2 separate regions of the Homo sapiens genome follow, and region 2 is linked to region 1. Evidence: read pairs that join two places in POLR2A ChIA-PET (ENCODE). Cell type or tissue: K562. All regions are shown on one strand.

Evidence for each region. ChIA-PET counts read pairs that join two places held together with the same protein. Peaks named below come from ENCODE experiments on the same cell type or tissue, not always from the same donor. Only the 100,000 strongest peaks of a DNase experiment are listed, where the experiment ranks them.
Region 2: POLR2A ChIA-PET joins it to region 1 with 7 read pairs; 1 of 35 experiments calls an interaction of 5 or more read pairs at or near these places.

What each region holds. Positions count from the first base shown.
Region 1 is chr11:74,054,168-74,062,167 of GRCh38, forward strand. C2CD3 (C2 domain containing 3 centriole elongation regulator) reads right to left here. Exons shown (of 33, transcript NM_001286577.2): 25 at 3,239-3,377; 26 at 440-504. Among named protein-coding and RNA genes, the nearest start is that of UCP3, 49 kb to the left of the region's middle. In K562, no CTCF peak of the experiment used is centred here; a DNase peak (open chromatin) is centred at 3,294.
Region 2 is chr11:75,092,126-75,100,125 of GRCh38, forward strand. It overlaps OR2AT4 (olfactory receptor family 2 subfamily AT member 4), which reads right to left and starts at 4,751. Exons shown (of 2, transcript NM_001405852.1): 1 at 4,703-4,751. RefSeq lists a cis regulatory region at 4,610-5,125 and an enhancer at 7,735-8,000. In K562, a CTCF peak has its summit at 4,798; a DNase peak (open chromatin) is centred at 4,876; H3K4me3 peaks cover 2,477 bases.

The DNA of each region.
Region 1 (8,000 bases):
GGGCTGAGGCAGGAGAATGGCGTGAACCTGGGAGGCGGAGCTTGCAGTGAGCCAAGATCGTGCCACTGCCCTCCAGCCTGGGCAACACAGCAAGATTCTGTCTCAAAAAAAAAAAAAAAAAAAAATTAGCTAGGCATAGTGGTATGTGCTTGCGGTCCCCGCTACTCAGGAGACTGAGATGATCATGCCACTGTACTCCAGCTTAGGTGACAGAGCAAGATCTTGTTCAAAAAAAAAAATTTTTTTTTTCTTACAGGAGAATAATGTGGCCTTCTGGGGGATTACCCTCTACCACATATCTGCATTCCCAGCACTGTCGGGAATGCTTCACTTGGTTTGGAAAAAAAAAAAAAAAAAAAAAAAAAGGAATGGTAGATTGTTAACAGGATGTGAGCTTATTTTTACAAGCAAGCAGATATTCTTTTAACAGAGTTCATACCTCCTTTATGCCAAACTTTGAAGACCAGGGTTTGTTGTGGGTCCAGAAGCAGCTCTTTTGATAGCCTATTAAGAAAAACAACCACTGTAAACTAAATGTATAGGAACTTTCTGTAGTATAAAACTTAGATTTGAAGAATATCTTGTAATTTGCAAAGCACTTTCCCAACACTATTTCATCTTCTTAGCCATCTTCTGGCATATATTTTTATCTTCACAGTTAAAATGAGGGGATGGAAGCTCAGAGAGGTGAAGTAACTTGCCAAGACTTGAAAACAGGCTCCCCTGACACAACATTTCCTCCCCACCACTCCCAAAGTTTCCCTAAGACAGAGGAGGAAGTATGGAAAAGAAGTTCCTCAACATGCATTTAAGAGTTTTACTGGAATGGGTAATGATTCCGCTTATGCCTTAGAATGAGAGAATGGAGAGAAGGGAAGAGGAAGAGAAAAAGAACATTTACTGAGTGCCTACCTTGGGCCAGGCATGGCACCACGTGTTTCATATACATTTCATCTGCACAAAAGCCTATAACATGGACATTATTATCCTTATTTTACAGATGATAAGGTTGGACTCAGAGAAGTAAAATGGTTTGCTTGAGGTCACTTAAGAGTCAGTAAGTAGTAGGGCTAGGATTTAAACCCTGGCTTGCCTGACCTCAATGCTACACCATGCAGAGGCAAGGCAACAAAATAAGAAAATGCCTAACTTTCACACCAGATAAAGAAGCTGAAGTGGAATCCACTGAACACCTCCAATACATTTATATATTACATAAATTACAGTTTTAAGTGACAAAGTGTTGGAAAGTTCCAAACCAGGTGCCAGTGCTCCAGGTAAGCAAGATGGAGATCTAGAGAAAACCAAGAGGCTTGATTTCATTCCCCAAACACCCCTGGGGAAGTGAATAGAGCCTACTTCCTGACCAATGAGCGGCACGGTGCTAAAGTGAAACAAATATTGGTCAGAGATTCTAATTCTAGCTGGGAATTAAAAGATTCACCTCTGAATGCTAGCTCTGCTATTATCACCTGAGTGACTCTGGCCATGCACTTAGCTTCTTCCAGGCCTGGTTCTCTTACCTGTTAAATGGGATAATACTATTGACCTGCAAGTTGCTATGAAGATCAAAAGAAACAATTTTGTGATAAAGGAATTATAAACAGTGCCATTATTCATTTTTCTTCCAATCCTGCCTCTGTTGCCAACAGACTATGTAGCCTCCCTGGGCCACAGTCTCCTCAAGTGTAAAGTGAAGAGATGAAATCAGGATATTGCTAATGTCCCTTCATCACGTTTGTGAAGTTTTGTAATTCTGTTAGGTTTTTAGGTTGTGAATGAACAAGTCACCTCCACTTAGAAGCTCAGTCCTCTGGTTTCCTGCCTTTTGGGGAGGATCTGATATTTTATATGAAGTACTCTGGCCACTATGGCCAGAATTTCTATAATTTCCAGTAGCTCACTATAGATAGCACTGAGTTTTCACTGCAGTTCTAGCTCCTGACTCATCCCAGCCTCTCAAATTACAAATCACTGAACCTGTGACCAACTGCTGAGACTCAATAAGTACACAAACACTGTGAGAAAACAGAAGACCAGACACCATGGGTATGGCTAGTGTTGGTGGACAAGAATTAAACTTTATAAAAGGTGATACAGTATAAATTCTAACAATGATTTTGTTACTATTATCATAACATTGCATCACATTTAATAAAGTTTAATTCATGGCTTCCTATGCCAGCCCCCTCACATTTAATTAGCCCTCTTTGTCCTAATAAAATCTGAGTGGCACCACACAGTGGCTGACAGAACTTTACCTCCTATTTTTTGAGCCTCCCAAGGGAGACCTAACATTTGTTGTATACCTGCTATATGTACCATGAGGCCCTAAATGTCATCTAATTTGGACCTAACAATGACCTTATAAAAATGATCCCCACTTTACAGATGAAGAATCTGTGGCTCAGAGATGTTATGTAACTTGATCACACAGTCAGTAAATTACAGAGATGGAGTTGGAGACCAAGTGTCTCTGGTTCAAATGCCCAGGGTCTTTCCACTACACCAGAAGTCTTTTCCAAGGATGAAAATCCACAGCCTTTTCTGATATTAGTTCTTTTTGTTTGGAATATCTTTCCGACTCTTATTCATCTGGATAACTTATATACATTCTTCAATATTTAGCTGAGGTGTCTTATTTATGAAGCCTTCCCTGAACTTCTAGGTTGTCCTAAATAATCTTTTTTTCTGAGCTCTACCAGCATCCCCTTCTTATTTCTCTTTATTGTAATTTTTTTTTTTTTTTTTGAGACATGGTCTTGCTATATTGCCCAGGCAAGTCTCGAACTCCTGGGCTCAAGTGATGCTCCCACCTGGGCTCCACCATCCTCCAATGCCACCCCTCCCCTCCCCCAGTAGCTGGGATTACAGGCATGTGTCACCAAACCCAGCTTGATGGTAATTTGTTATTGATATTTTTTCCCAGGTAAGACCATGAACTCCTCAATTGCATGGAGTATCTTAATAATCTTTAATTCCAAGTGCCTAAAACAGAGAGGTCCTCTCACTGAACAATTTTTGAGCATACTGAGAAGAGTTAAAAACACTAAAACAAAACCTTTAAACCACTGCTTCCTGTGAATTCATAAACACTAGGATTAAATAATTGCTTGGATAAGAAAAGCATTTTCCAGGTCTGCTCAAAAATTGTGTTGGTTATAGTCCTTGCTCTGACTTTGTGTCTTGGAACAAAAAGCAGATTCTGGAAGGCTGACGAATAACGGATAACACAAACCTTGACTGCTGTTGAAAATTCCAGATGGGGGAATCTGTGTTTTCAACCACTTGGGTGTATACAGGAGATGACTCATCGGCTGTTGCAAAGGATACACAACAACTGGGTATCGATACTTTCCGCTCTGTCAAGGGGCTCCCTGAAATAGAATAAAGTGCAGTGACTGTACTTTAGGGTACACAAGAAGCCTCAGATTATACAGGCACAAGCAGGACTATTCCTGGCCCTCTTCTTCCTATGGGGTCTTTGCTCAAGCTATCCCCCTGTGTCTGAAATGTTTTCAGGCTGGGTGTAGTGGCTCAAGCCTGTAATCCCAGCACGTTGGGAGACCAAGGTAGGAGGACAACTTGAGCGCAGAAATTCAAGACCAGCCTGGGCAATACAGTGAGATCCCATGTATAAAAAAAAAATTAGCCAAGCATGGTGGCACATGCCTGTAGTCCCAGCTACTCAGGAGGTGGGAGGATCTCTTGAGTCTGGGAGGCAGAGGCTGCAGTGAGCTGAGATTGCACCACTACACTCCAGACTGGGGTACAGAGTGAGACCGTGTCAATCAATCAATCAATCAATTGATGACATGTTTTCAGTGACCTTTCTGCTATTACCCTGTCTTTTTAAGGCTCAGTTCATAAATATTCTCCAAAAAGAAGTGACTTCTCTCATGTTCTGTACTTTGTGGGAAGATGGAAAATACTGTGTTGAGAGGCAAAAGACAGGACAGAACTACAAAGAGTCCTGAACCTAAGAGTCAGATGACCAAATATTGGCTCTGCCACATACATGCAATGTGATTTTGGGCAAGAAGTATCTAGGCCACAGCTTCTTCAACTGTAAAATTGGGCATATTATACTTACACTTCCAAAGATATTGTAAGGATTAAGATAAATACTAAGAGTAAGTAACACTTACATATCACTTACTGTGATATGTAAGGCACTGTTCTATGTACTTTATATATATTAACTCATTTAATCCTTACAACAACCCTATAAGATAGCTATTTCTATCCTATTGATTATTTCTATCATGTAGATTTCTATCATTATTTCTATCATTGTTATTTCTATCATTATTATTTCTATCATATAGATTTCTAAAAACTGGGTACTGAGAAATTAAATTAGTTGGTCACATATTTATTAAATGGTAGAACTGAGAGTCCAATTCAAGCATTCTGGCTCCAGAGTCCATGTTCTAAACTGTCTCCTATATTGCCTCTACTATGGGGTTAACAAATGTAAAATACTGGGTGCTGGTGAGAATACCTAATGTTAATTTTTACAAGATCAGGTTTCCAATGTGGGAGACTTGGTCAAGTTATTCTGTCTTAAGACAGTGTAAAATGAAGATGGCTGATGATACTAGATAGTCTAACTGAGCTGTCCAGGAAGATAACCCACTAGCCACATGTGGCCATTCACCTTTAAATTAATTAAAACTAAAGATAAAAAATTTACTTCCTTGGTTGCACTAGCCATATTTCAAGTGCTCGATAGCCACATGGGGCTAGTGGCTACCATACTGGACACTGAACCCACAGAACATTTCCATCATAACAGAAAGTTCTTTTGGATAGCACTGAATAATAGACACTTTACAAAATATAGACTATATATTTCACGAGATCACTTTCAGCTCTAAAATGCTATGAATGTCAGGATTACAGATGAAGGAAAAGAGATGAGCAGAGCAGAAAAGAATAGAAGAAGTATGTCCTAAACATAATCGACATGCTCCAGGGAACAGATTCTGTATGTGTATTCTAACTGGTTTGTATTCTTTATAACTGTCTAGCTCAAGAATTCTCTCCTGCCTAACATGGTGAAACCCCGTCTCTACTAAACAATACAAAAAATTAGCCAGGCGTGGTGGTGGCTGCCTGTAGTCCCAGCTACTTGGGAGGCTGAGGCAGGAGAATGGCGTGAACCTGGGAGGCGGAGCTTGCAGTGAGCCGAGATTGCACCACTGCACTCCAGCCTGGGTGACAGAGCGAGACTCTGTCTCAAAAAAAAAAAAAAAAAAAAAAAAAGAAAGATTTCTCCAAATCCATACTCCCACTTCTCCTGATAGGTGAAGTTCATCTTTGAGGCTCCACCCTTTTCTCTATCTCGCTGCTCCTTTCAGTAAGTACTCCTCCAGGGGCCTCAGTCTGTCCCTCTGGACAGAAAGCATTCTGATGAACAAATTCACACTCAGGAACCACAGATTTTATTCCTGTCCACATGCAGTTTAACATTTAACAAGTAGTCTTGAAAGAGGTTCCAAGATGGCCGAATAGGAACAGCTCCAGTCTGCAGCTCCCAGCGTGAGCAACGCAGAAGACGGTTGATTTCTGTATTTCCAACTGAGGTACCGGGTTCATCTCACCGGGGCTTATCAGACAGTGGGTGCAGCCCATGGAACAGGGCAGGGCATTGCCTCACCCAGGAAGCACAAGGGGTTGGGGAATTCCCTTTCCTGGCAAAGGGAAGCCATGATGGATGGTACCTGGAAAATCAGGATACTCCCACCCTAATACTGCACTTTTCCAACGGCCTTAGCAAACGGCACACCAGGAGACTGTATCCCGCGCCTGGCTTGGAGGGTCCCACGCCCATGTAGCCTCGCTCACTGCTAACACAGCAGTCTGAGATCGAACTGCAAGGTGGCAGTGAGGCTGGGGGAAGGATGTCCACCATTGCTGAGGCTTGAGTAGGTAAACAAAGCATCTGGGAAGCTCGAACTGGGTGGAGCCCATCGCAGCTCAAGGAGGCTTGCCTGCCTCTGTAGACTCCACCTCTGGGGGCAGGGCATAGCTGAATAAAAGGCAACAGAAACTTCTGCAGACTTAAACGTCCCTGTCTGACAGCTTTGAAGAGAGTAGTGGTTCTCCCAGCACGGAGTTTGAGATCTGAGAACGGACAGACTGCCTCCTCAAGTGGGTCCCTGACCCCTGAGTAGCCTAACTGGGAGACACCTCCCAGTAGGGGCTGACTGACACCCATACAGCTGGGTTCCCCTTTGAGACGAAGCTTCTGGAGGAAGGATCAGGCAGCAACATCTGCTGTTCTGCAATATTTGCTGTTCTGCAGCCTCCGCTGGTGATACCCAGGCAAACAGGGTCTGGAGTGGACCTCCAGCAAATTTCTAACAGACCTGCAGCTGAGGGTCCTGAAAGTTAGAAGGAAAACTAACAAACAGAAAGGACATCCACACCAAAACCCCATGTGGACGTCACCATCATCAAAGACCAAAGGTAGATAAAACCACAAAGATGGGGAGAAACCAGAGCAGAAAAGCTGAAAATTCTAAAAATCAGAGCGCCTCTCCTCCTCCAAAGGAACACAGCTCTTCGCCAGCAACGGAACAAAGTTGGACGGAGAATGACTTTGACGAGTTGAGAGAAGAAGGCTTCAGACCATCAGTAATAACAAACTTTTCCAAGCTAAAGGAGGATGTTCGAACCCATTGCAAAGAAGCTAAAAACCTTGAAAAAAGATTAGACGACTGACTAACTAGAATAAACAGTGTGGAGAAGTCCTTGAATGACCTGATGGAGCTGAAAACCATGGCACGAGAACTATGTGATGTGTGCACAACCTTCAGTAGCCCATTTGATCAAGTGGAAGAAAGGGTATCAGTGATTGAAGATCAAATGAATGAAATGAAGCGAGTAGAGAAGTTTAGAGAAAAAAGAGTAAAAAGAAATGAACAAAGCCTCCAAGAAATATGGGACTATGTGAAAAGACCAAGTCTACATCTGACTGCTGTACCTGAAAGTGACAGGGAGAATGGAACCAAGTTGGAAAACACTCTTCAGAATATTATCCAGGAGAACTTCCCCAACCTAGTGAGGCAGGCCAACATTCAAATTCAGGAAATACAGAGAATGCCACAAAGATACTCCTCGAGAAGAGCAACTCCAAGACACATAATTGTCAGATTCACCAAAGTTGAAATGAAGGAAAAAATGTTAAGGGCAGCCAGAGAGAAAGGTTGGGTTACCCACAAAGGGAAGCCCATCAGACTAACAGCAGATCTCTCAGCTGAAACTCTACAAGCCAGAAGAGAGTGGGGGCCAATATTCAACATTCTCAAAGAAAAGAATTTTCAACCCAGAATTTCATATCCAGTCAAACTGAGCTTCATAAGTGAAAGTGAAATGAAGTCCTGTAAAGACAAATGCTGAGAGATTTTTCTCACCACCAGGCCTGCCTTACAAGAGCTCCCAAAGGAAGTACTAAACATGGAAAGGAACAACCAGTACTGGCCGCTCCACAAACATGCCAAATTGTAAAGGCCATCAATGCTAGGAAGAAACTGCATCGACTAACGAGCAAAATAATCAGCTAACATCATAATGACAGGATCAAATTCACACATTAACAATATTAACTTTAAATGTAAATGGGCTAAATGCTCCAATTAAAAGACACAGACTGGCAAATTGGATAGAGTCAAGACCCTTCAGTGTGCTGTATTCAGGAGACCCATCTCACGTGCAGAGACACATACAGGCTCAAAATAAAGGGATGGAGGAAGATCTACCAAGCAAATGGAAAACAAAAAAAAAGCAGGGGTTGCAATCCTAGTCTCTGATAAAACAGACTTTAAACCAACAAAGATCAAAAGAGACAAAGAAGGCCATTACATAATGGTAAAGGGATCAATTCAACAAGAAGAGCTAACTATCCTAAATATATATGCACCCAATACAGGAGCACTCAGATTCATAAAGCAAGTCCTTAGAGATCTACAAAGAGACTTAGACTCCCACACAAT
Region 2 (8,000 bases), 1.0 Mb after region 1:
ATAAGCATATGAAAAAATTAGCCATCTAGAGATGTAAATTAAAATACAGGATGTTAATAATACATACTCACTAAAATGGCTAAACTTAAAAGGACCGCAAGTGTTGGTAAGATATGTAGTAACTGGTACCTTCATACATTGATGGTAACTAGTACAACCACTTCGGATAACAGTGTGGCAACATCTTCTTAAACTTATGACTTAGCAATTTCACATCAGGATATATAACCAAGAGGTAAGACAAGGTATTCAGCTATTTTTGTTTGTTCATTTGTTTAAGGTACTCACGTGCAATAAAGCCCAAAAATATTTGGGATAGATAATATATAGATATCTATAGATATAAATATAAATCTATGTAGAGATATAGATCAGCTAGTGATGCAGCTAAAGATATAGCACATTTCCAGCAACCCAGAAAGCTCCCTTGCACCTGATCCAATAAATTCTGCTACCCCCAATGTAGCTATTGTTGTGACTTCTGTCACCATGGATTAAATTTTTCTGTTTCTGATGTTCATCTAAATGGCTTTTGTTAGGCTGGGCATGGTGGCTCACACCTGTAATCCTAATACTTTGGGAGGCTGAGGCAGGCAGATCACAGGAGTTTGAGACCAGCCTGGGCAACATGGCAAAACCCTGTCTCTACAAAAAAATTTAAAAATGAAAAATAAGATTAAAAAAAAAAAGATAAGGTCAGGTGCAGTGGCTCATGCCTGCAATCCCAGCACTTTGGCAGGCTGAGGCGGGCGGATCATGAGGTCAGGAGTTTGAGACCAGCCTGACCAACATGGTGAAACCTCGTCCGTACTAAAAATAGAAAAATTAGCTGGGCATGGTAGCACACGCCTGTAATCCCAGCTACTCAGGAGGCTGAAGCAGGAGAATCGCTTGAACCTGGGAGGTGGAGGTTGCAGTGAGCCGAGATCACGTCATTGCACTCCAGCCTGGCAACAGAGCAAGACTCTGTCTCAAAAATAAATAAATAAATGTTTTTTGTCATATTACAATAAAAGGAATGGCAAAAGATGCCTTTTGTGAGAGGACTTGCTTCCAGGTTGGAATCTAAGTTAAAGGTGTATTCTACCCAATAGCAGAAACAGAGATTGGAGGATGTCCCTCTGTAAGAGCATGACTTTTCATCTCTCCTATCAGCTACGCTGTTCAGCAGGTGTTTCTGATTAACCATTTCATTATCACTATCCTGTAGTCTTCCCTAGCCCCAGATAAGACAGTACTACAGGAGTCTGAAAACTTGGGAGTCTTGGGAGCCATTGTTGCTAGAGAACAAGTCGTCTTGTGACAAGTGCCCAAAGGCAGAAGACCCCATTCTAGAGGTTGTTCTCCCCCTGTCAAGGAAGAAGAGATGTGTGCTTTTGTCCTCCCACAGAACCGGAGATCTTTAACTGAGGGAGAATATTGACTGCTCTACTCTGTTGGGGATGTCTCTCTGAATAAACAATCCAGGAGGAAGTTCACGTTTATGTTTACATCATTGTCTCTTGACCCTGATGATTCCAAGATGATTACCTGATGATCTGATGATTACCTTCTCTCTGATTTTCCCTATTTTTCTTACCTCTAATAAAATATCTCTCATGCCATTGAATCATAAAAAATTCCAAACCTGGAAATATCCAGGCGGCTTTTCCTTTTCTCTTTTCTTTTTTTTCTTTTTCTTTTTCTTTTTTTTTTTTTTTTTTTTTTTTTTTTTGAGACAGAGTCTTGCTCTGCCACCCAGGCTGGAGTGCAGTGGTACAAGCTCGGCTCACTGCAACCTCTGCCCTCCCGGGTTCAAGTGATTCGTGTGCCTCAGCCTCCTGAGTAGCTGGGATTACAGGCATGTGCCATCATGCCCAGCTAGTTTTTGTATTTTTAGCAGAGACGGGGTTTCACCATGTTGGCTGGGCTTGTCTCGAACTCCTGACCTCAAGTGATCCACCTGCCTCAGCCTCCCAAAGAGCTGGGATTACAGGCGTGAACCACCGCACCCAGCCAGCTTTTTCTTTTAATATAGAAAGGGCAAAAGACAAAAAGATCCAGGGCTTTCCCATACTGTCATGGCCGGCGAGCCACAGAGATAGGACTGGAGCCCAGGCTCTAACCCCCAGAGCAGCATTCTTCTATCGTCGGTTCCCTGGAGAATCTGGAAGCTCAAATTTTCATGAGGGGAGAGACTGGGGCAAAGGTTTTCTCTTTCCTTCTCCATATATTTGGCTGATATTGTCAGCAGCAAACTACAAATTTCAGAGTTTGTTCTTTAGTTTCCTAAGTGTGGGGTGGGCTGGTTTTCTGTCAGAGAGTGAAGGCAGGTATAATGTCTTTCTAAAAGACATATGAGGCAGGGCACAGGGGTTCACACCTGTAATCCCAGAACTTTGGGAGACCAAGGTGGGAGAATTGCTTGAGACCAGGAGTTTGAGGCCAGCCTGGGCAACATAGCAAGACCCTGTCTCTACAAAAAAATTTTAAAACTAGCCAAGTACAGTGGCTTGTGCCTGTGGTCTCACTACTCAGAAGGCTGAGGCAGGAGGATCACTTGAGCCCAGGAGTTCAAGACTGCAGTGAGCTATAATCATGCCACTGCACCCCAGCCTGGGCAACAGAGGGAGACCCTGTCTTTTAAACAAAACAAATAAACAAAAAGACACATGGGACAGACCACTCCATTGTGAATGCTCCCTTGAAAGAGTATTCTACAGTTCGGCCCCAATTACACAAGCAGGAAAGCAAAACTGCTGCACCTCCACTTAAGAGATAACCCTCAGTTAACAGACCCAACCTGCCTAAGCAAATCACCAGGTTTTTCTAATACCCAAAGAGATGCAAACTACCTTATTCTGAACGTTGTTACAGCTCAGAGAAGTCAATTATGGATTGAATGCCACCGAGTTAGGCTGAATTGGGGTTTGAGGGGAGAAATTCAGAGCCGTCAAGCCTGACTGAGCCTCTCTTCCCACCTCCTCCCTCACTTCTATTAAACAGCAGGGAGACAGATGCTGAGTCTGAAGTCCAGAAATAGTGTCTTTTCAAGGTCAACCAACAAATTCATAGCAGAAGTAGGTTTTAAAGCCGGTGTCCTGGCTCCCACCCAGTCTTTGTAGGATGTTTCATGAGAGAGGATGATTCCTTAGCCTGCTATTCAAAGCCTGTCTTCTTGCAGCCTTGTTTCTCCTTATTCTAGTCAAATGGCAACTCCTTGCTCTTGCCTTGTGCTTCTGCCAAATTCAGCTCAAATATTACTTCCTCCAAGAGATCTTCTATGGTCCTGGCTGGCTCAGGAGCCTCTTTCCTGGGCTCTTGAAGTTCCTGTGCTTCTGTTTGTCATTATTATGATTACACCAGGTTGTCTCTGTCTATTTATGTGTCCACCACACCAGGAGCACTTTCAGAGCAGTAATGGGGTCTGATCGTTTCTATTTGATACTGCACCATCCTTCCCAGGAGCTTAGTGCTCTGGAATGCAGCTTTCCAACTTGCCTTGTTTTGCTGATAAATCATCAAATAGGAATGAAGGGGCCATTAGTGATTAAATAGTTTTCACCTAACCTCTTTTTTTTTTTTTTTTTTGAGATTGAGTCTTGCTCTATCACCCAGGCTGGAGTGCAGTGGCACGATCTCGGCTCACTGCAACCTCTGCCTCCCGGGTTCAAGCGATTCTCATGCCTCAACCTCCCGAGTAGCTGGGATTACAGGCGCTTGCCACCATGTCCGGCTAATTTTTGTATTTTTAGTAGAGATGGTGTTTCACCATGTTGGCCAGGCTGGTCTTGAAGTCCTGATCTCAAGTGATCTGCCCGCCTCGGCCTCCCAAAGTGCTGGCATTTCACCTAACCTCTTTATTATATAGATGGGGACAGAAAAGGGAGTCCCAGAAATGGGCTGTGACTTTCCCAAGGTCACACAGTAAGTGGGTGATAGAACTAGAACTAGACTGTCAACAGAGCTAGATTATCAACTCACCTTGAGCTCTCCTGGACCAGCTCTGCCACTCTCTTGCTGTGATGCTGGGTCTCTGAGCCTCAGTTTTCCCATCTATAAAATGAGGACTTTGGAAGCAATGATCTCCAGCTTGATAAATATTTTGAGTATCTACTCTGTGTTTAGATAAATGAGAGATTCGAAGACAGATGTGTCATGGCCTCAGCCTCTTAGGAAGGAGAGCAAGGGCGCTCTCATTTGTTAAGCTTCTGTTGCCTGCTTGATTCTTTACAGTCATTACACATCATTACGACGCCCAAACTCATGCAGTTCTCTCATGATATTCTCACCATCCTGCACTGTTTCCATAGAAAAGGAGCAGGATATACGTGAAGCACAGAATCTAGGTCTATTAACTTTGCAGTTAGAAAGGCCTGAGTTTCCTTCCTGGCTCCACCACTTTGTGCTTTCCTCCAATGGACTGCAATTCCCTCACAAATTATTCCCATTTCTCTTATCGTCATCAGCTTTGCCTCCTTGTGAGGAATTCTCTTCCAAGATCATTAGCCTCTTGCTTGTGACTGCACAGCCCTGCCCCTGCCTGCGAGGGTGTCTGGTCTACACTCACCCAGGCTGACTGCGTGGTTGACTTGGATCCTGGGACCCTGACATTCCCAGGATCTTTACTGTGGTTGTACATGCCCCCAACCTCCCTGAGCCTATCTCCCCATCCCAGTCTCTGCCTGCTCTGCGCACTCCATCCCCAGCCCAGCTCACCTACCAATCCTGGTCCGCCTTGATGTCTTGTGTAGAGTCGTCACAGTTGGCCTTGGTTGGGAAGAGCCAGGTAGAAACTCAACCATGGCCCTTTAAACCCTCGGGCCCCTCTCTGCAACCAGGCCTGCTGGGGCTCTCTCCCCACAAGAAGGCTCACCCGTGGGACCAGATAACTGCCAGTCAGCTGAGAACAACTTCCGAGGGTGGAGTGGGGGACTTTGTTCTGGGCTTTGCTGATAATGAAAACAACATCATTAACAACCCTCATGGGTCCCAGAACTTTATCACCAGTATTATTCCTGTTTTCCCATCTGGTCCTCACAATAGCCAGGGAAGACAGGCAGAGTCAGGATTATTTCCACTATTTTACATTTGAGGAAACTGAGATCTAGAGAAGTGAGGTGACTTGCCCAAGGTCATATGAGTGGCTGGTGGCAGAGCTGGGATTTGTACCCAAGGCTCCAATTCTGGTTCAGTGGTTCAGCAACATGTTATCTAATGACTAAGACCCGAGTTATTCCCAGTAATATGACTTTGAACAAATCCCTTAACCTCACTGGGTCTTCATTTTGTCATCTGTGGAATGGGTATAACGACACTAACTCTCTCACAGGATAACTGGGCAGGTTGAGGTGCTTCACCCAGTTCCTGCCACTTATTAGGCATTCAATAAGTGGGAGCTATTATTTTAATGGACCAAAGCAGTAAAGCCTTGTTCAATGAGTATGTGATACTTCCGCTGCTGTGCAATGAGAACTTGCAAAGGTTTTGTGGAAAGAATGTGAGGGTGGAAGTCTCTGCCCCAACCCCATACAGGACAAAGTCAAGAGTCACAGACTCTTCCTGCCTCAATCTTTCTGATTCTCTCCTTTGGCTCCAGTGTTCTGTTTCTGACTTGACTGACTTGGTCACTCCTACTAATACTCATAAAATTTTAATTTTTTTTTAATTTCACAAGTAATAAACAGAACCTCATTGTAGAACATTTTAATCAATACAGAGCTTTACTGAGTCAAAAGTGAAAGTTCTAGGCCGGGTGTGGTGGCTCACGCCTGTAATCCCAGCACTTTGCCGGGCCGAAGGGGGAGGATCTCTTGAGTCCAGGAGTAAGAGAGCAGCTTGGACAACTGGCAAAACTCTATCTCTACTGAAAAATACAAAAAAATTAGCTGGGCATGGTGGCATGCACCTGTAGTCTCAGTGAGAGGTGACAGCGTGCTGGCAGTCCTCACAGCCCTCGCTCGCTCTCGGTGCCTCCTCTGCCTGGGCTCCCACTTTGGCGGCACTTGAGGAGCCCTTCAGCCCACCGCTGCACTGTGGGAGCCCCTTTCTGGGCTGGCCAAGGCCGGAGCCGGCTCCCTCAGCTTGCAGGGAGGTGTGGAGAGAGAGGCGCGAGTGGGAACCAGGGCTGCGCCTGCGCTTGCAGGCCAGCTGGAGTTCTGGGTGGGCGTGGGCTTGGCGGACCCCACACTCAGAGCAGCCGGCCGGCCCTGCTGTCCCCAGGCAATAAGAGGCTTAGCACCCGGGCCAGCGGCTGTGGAGGGTGTACTGGGTCCCCCAGCAGTGCCAGCCCACTGGCGCTGTGCTCGATTTCTCTCTGGGCCTTAGCTGCCTTCCCGCGGGGCAGGGCTCGGGACCTGCAGCCCGCCATGCCTGAGTCTCCCACCCCCTCCCTGGGCTCCTGTGCGGCCCCCGCCTCCCCGATGAGTGCTGCCCCGTGCTCCACAGCACCCAGTCCCATCGACCACCCAAGGGCCGAGGAGTGTGGGCGCATGGCTCCGGGACTGGCAGGCAGCTCCACCTGCAGCCCCGGTGCGGGACCCACTGGGTGAAGCCAGCTGGGCTCCTGAGTCTGGTGGGGACGTGGAGAACCTTTATGTCTAGCTCAGGGATTGTAAATACACCAATCGGCACTCTGTATCTAACTCAAGGTTTGTAAACACACCAATCAGCACCCTGTGTCTAGCTCAGGGTTTGCGAATGCACCAATGGACACTCTGTATCTAGCTGCTCTGGTGGGGCCTTGGAGAATCTTTGTGTCTAGCTCAGGGATTGTAAACGCACCAATCAGCGCCCTGTCAAAACAGACCACTGGGCTCTACCAATCAGCAGGATGTGGGTGGAGCCAGGTAAGAGAATAAAAGCAGGCTGCGCGAGCCAGCAGTGGCAACCCGCTCAGGTCCCCTTCCACACTATGGAAGCTTTGATCTTTCGCTCTTTGCAATAAACCTTGCTACTGCTCACTCTTTGGGTCCACACTGCTTTTATGAGCTGTAACACTCACCGCGAAGGTCTGCAGCTTCACTCCTGAAGCCAGCGAGACCACAAGCCCACCAGGAGGAACGAACAACTCCAGATGCGCTGCCTTAAGAGATGTAACACCACGAAGGTCTGCAGCTTCACTCCTGAAGCCAGTGAGACCACTAGCCCACCGGGAGAAACGAACAACTCCAGATGCGCCGCCTTAAGAACTGTAACACTCCCCGCGAAGGTCTGCAGCTTCACTCCTGAGCCAGTGAGACCACCAACCCACCAGAAGGAAGAAACTCCCAACACATCCGAACGTCAGAAGGAACAAACTCCAGACGCGCCACCTTAAGAGCTGTAACACTCACCGCGAGGGTCCGTGGCTTCATTCTTGAAGTCAGTGAGACCAAGAACCCACCAATTCCGGACCCATCAGCTACCAGGGAAGCTGAGGCAGGAGAAACACCTGAGCCTGGGAAGTTCAGGCTGCAGTGAGCCACAGCTGTGCCTCTGCACTCTAGCCTTAGCAATGGAGTGAGACCCAGGAAGGAAGGGAGTGGTGGAAGGGGGGAAGGGGGGAAGGGAGGGAAGGGAGTGGGGGAAGGGAGGGAGGGAGGGAAGGGAGTGGGGGAAGGGAGGGAGGGAAGGGAGGAAGGGAGGGAAGGGAGTGGGGGAAGGGAGGGAGGGAGGGAAGGGAGGAAGGGAGGGAAGGGAAGGGAGGGAGGGGAGGGAGAGAAAGAGAGAGAAAGTTTTTTTTCACACCAATTCTTACCCATATTTTTCCTCCAGTCTTAACAATGGAGTGAGATCCTGTCAGAAAGAAAGGAAGGAAGAAAGAAAAGAAAGAAGAGTTAGTTAGTCTTCTTCACACCAATTCTTACCCACATTTTTCCTCCATGCTCCAGAAGTAAACATTATTACTGATTTGGTGTGTTTCTTCCAGACTTTTCTAAGCGCATGTGTTTGTGTATGTGTGTATGGTTTTGCTTTTCTTTTAATGTAAATTGAATCATTCTGTATTTATTGTATAGCATATTTTAATTTAATAAGTCTAG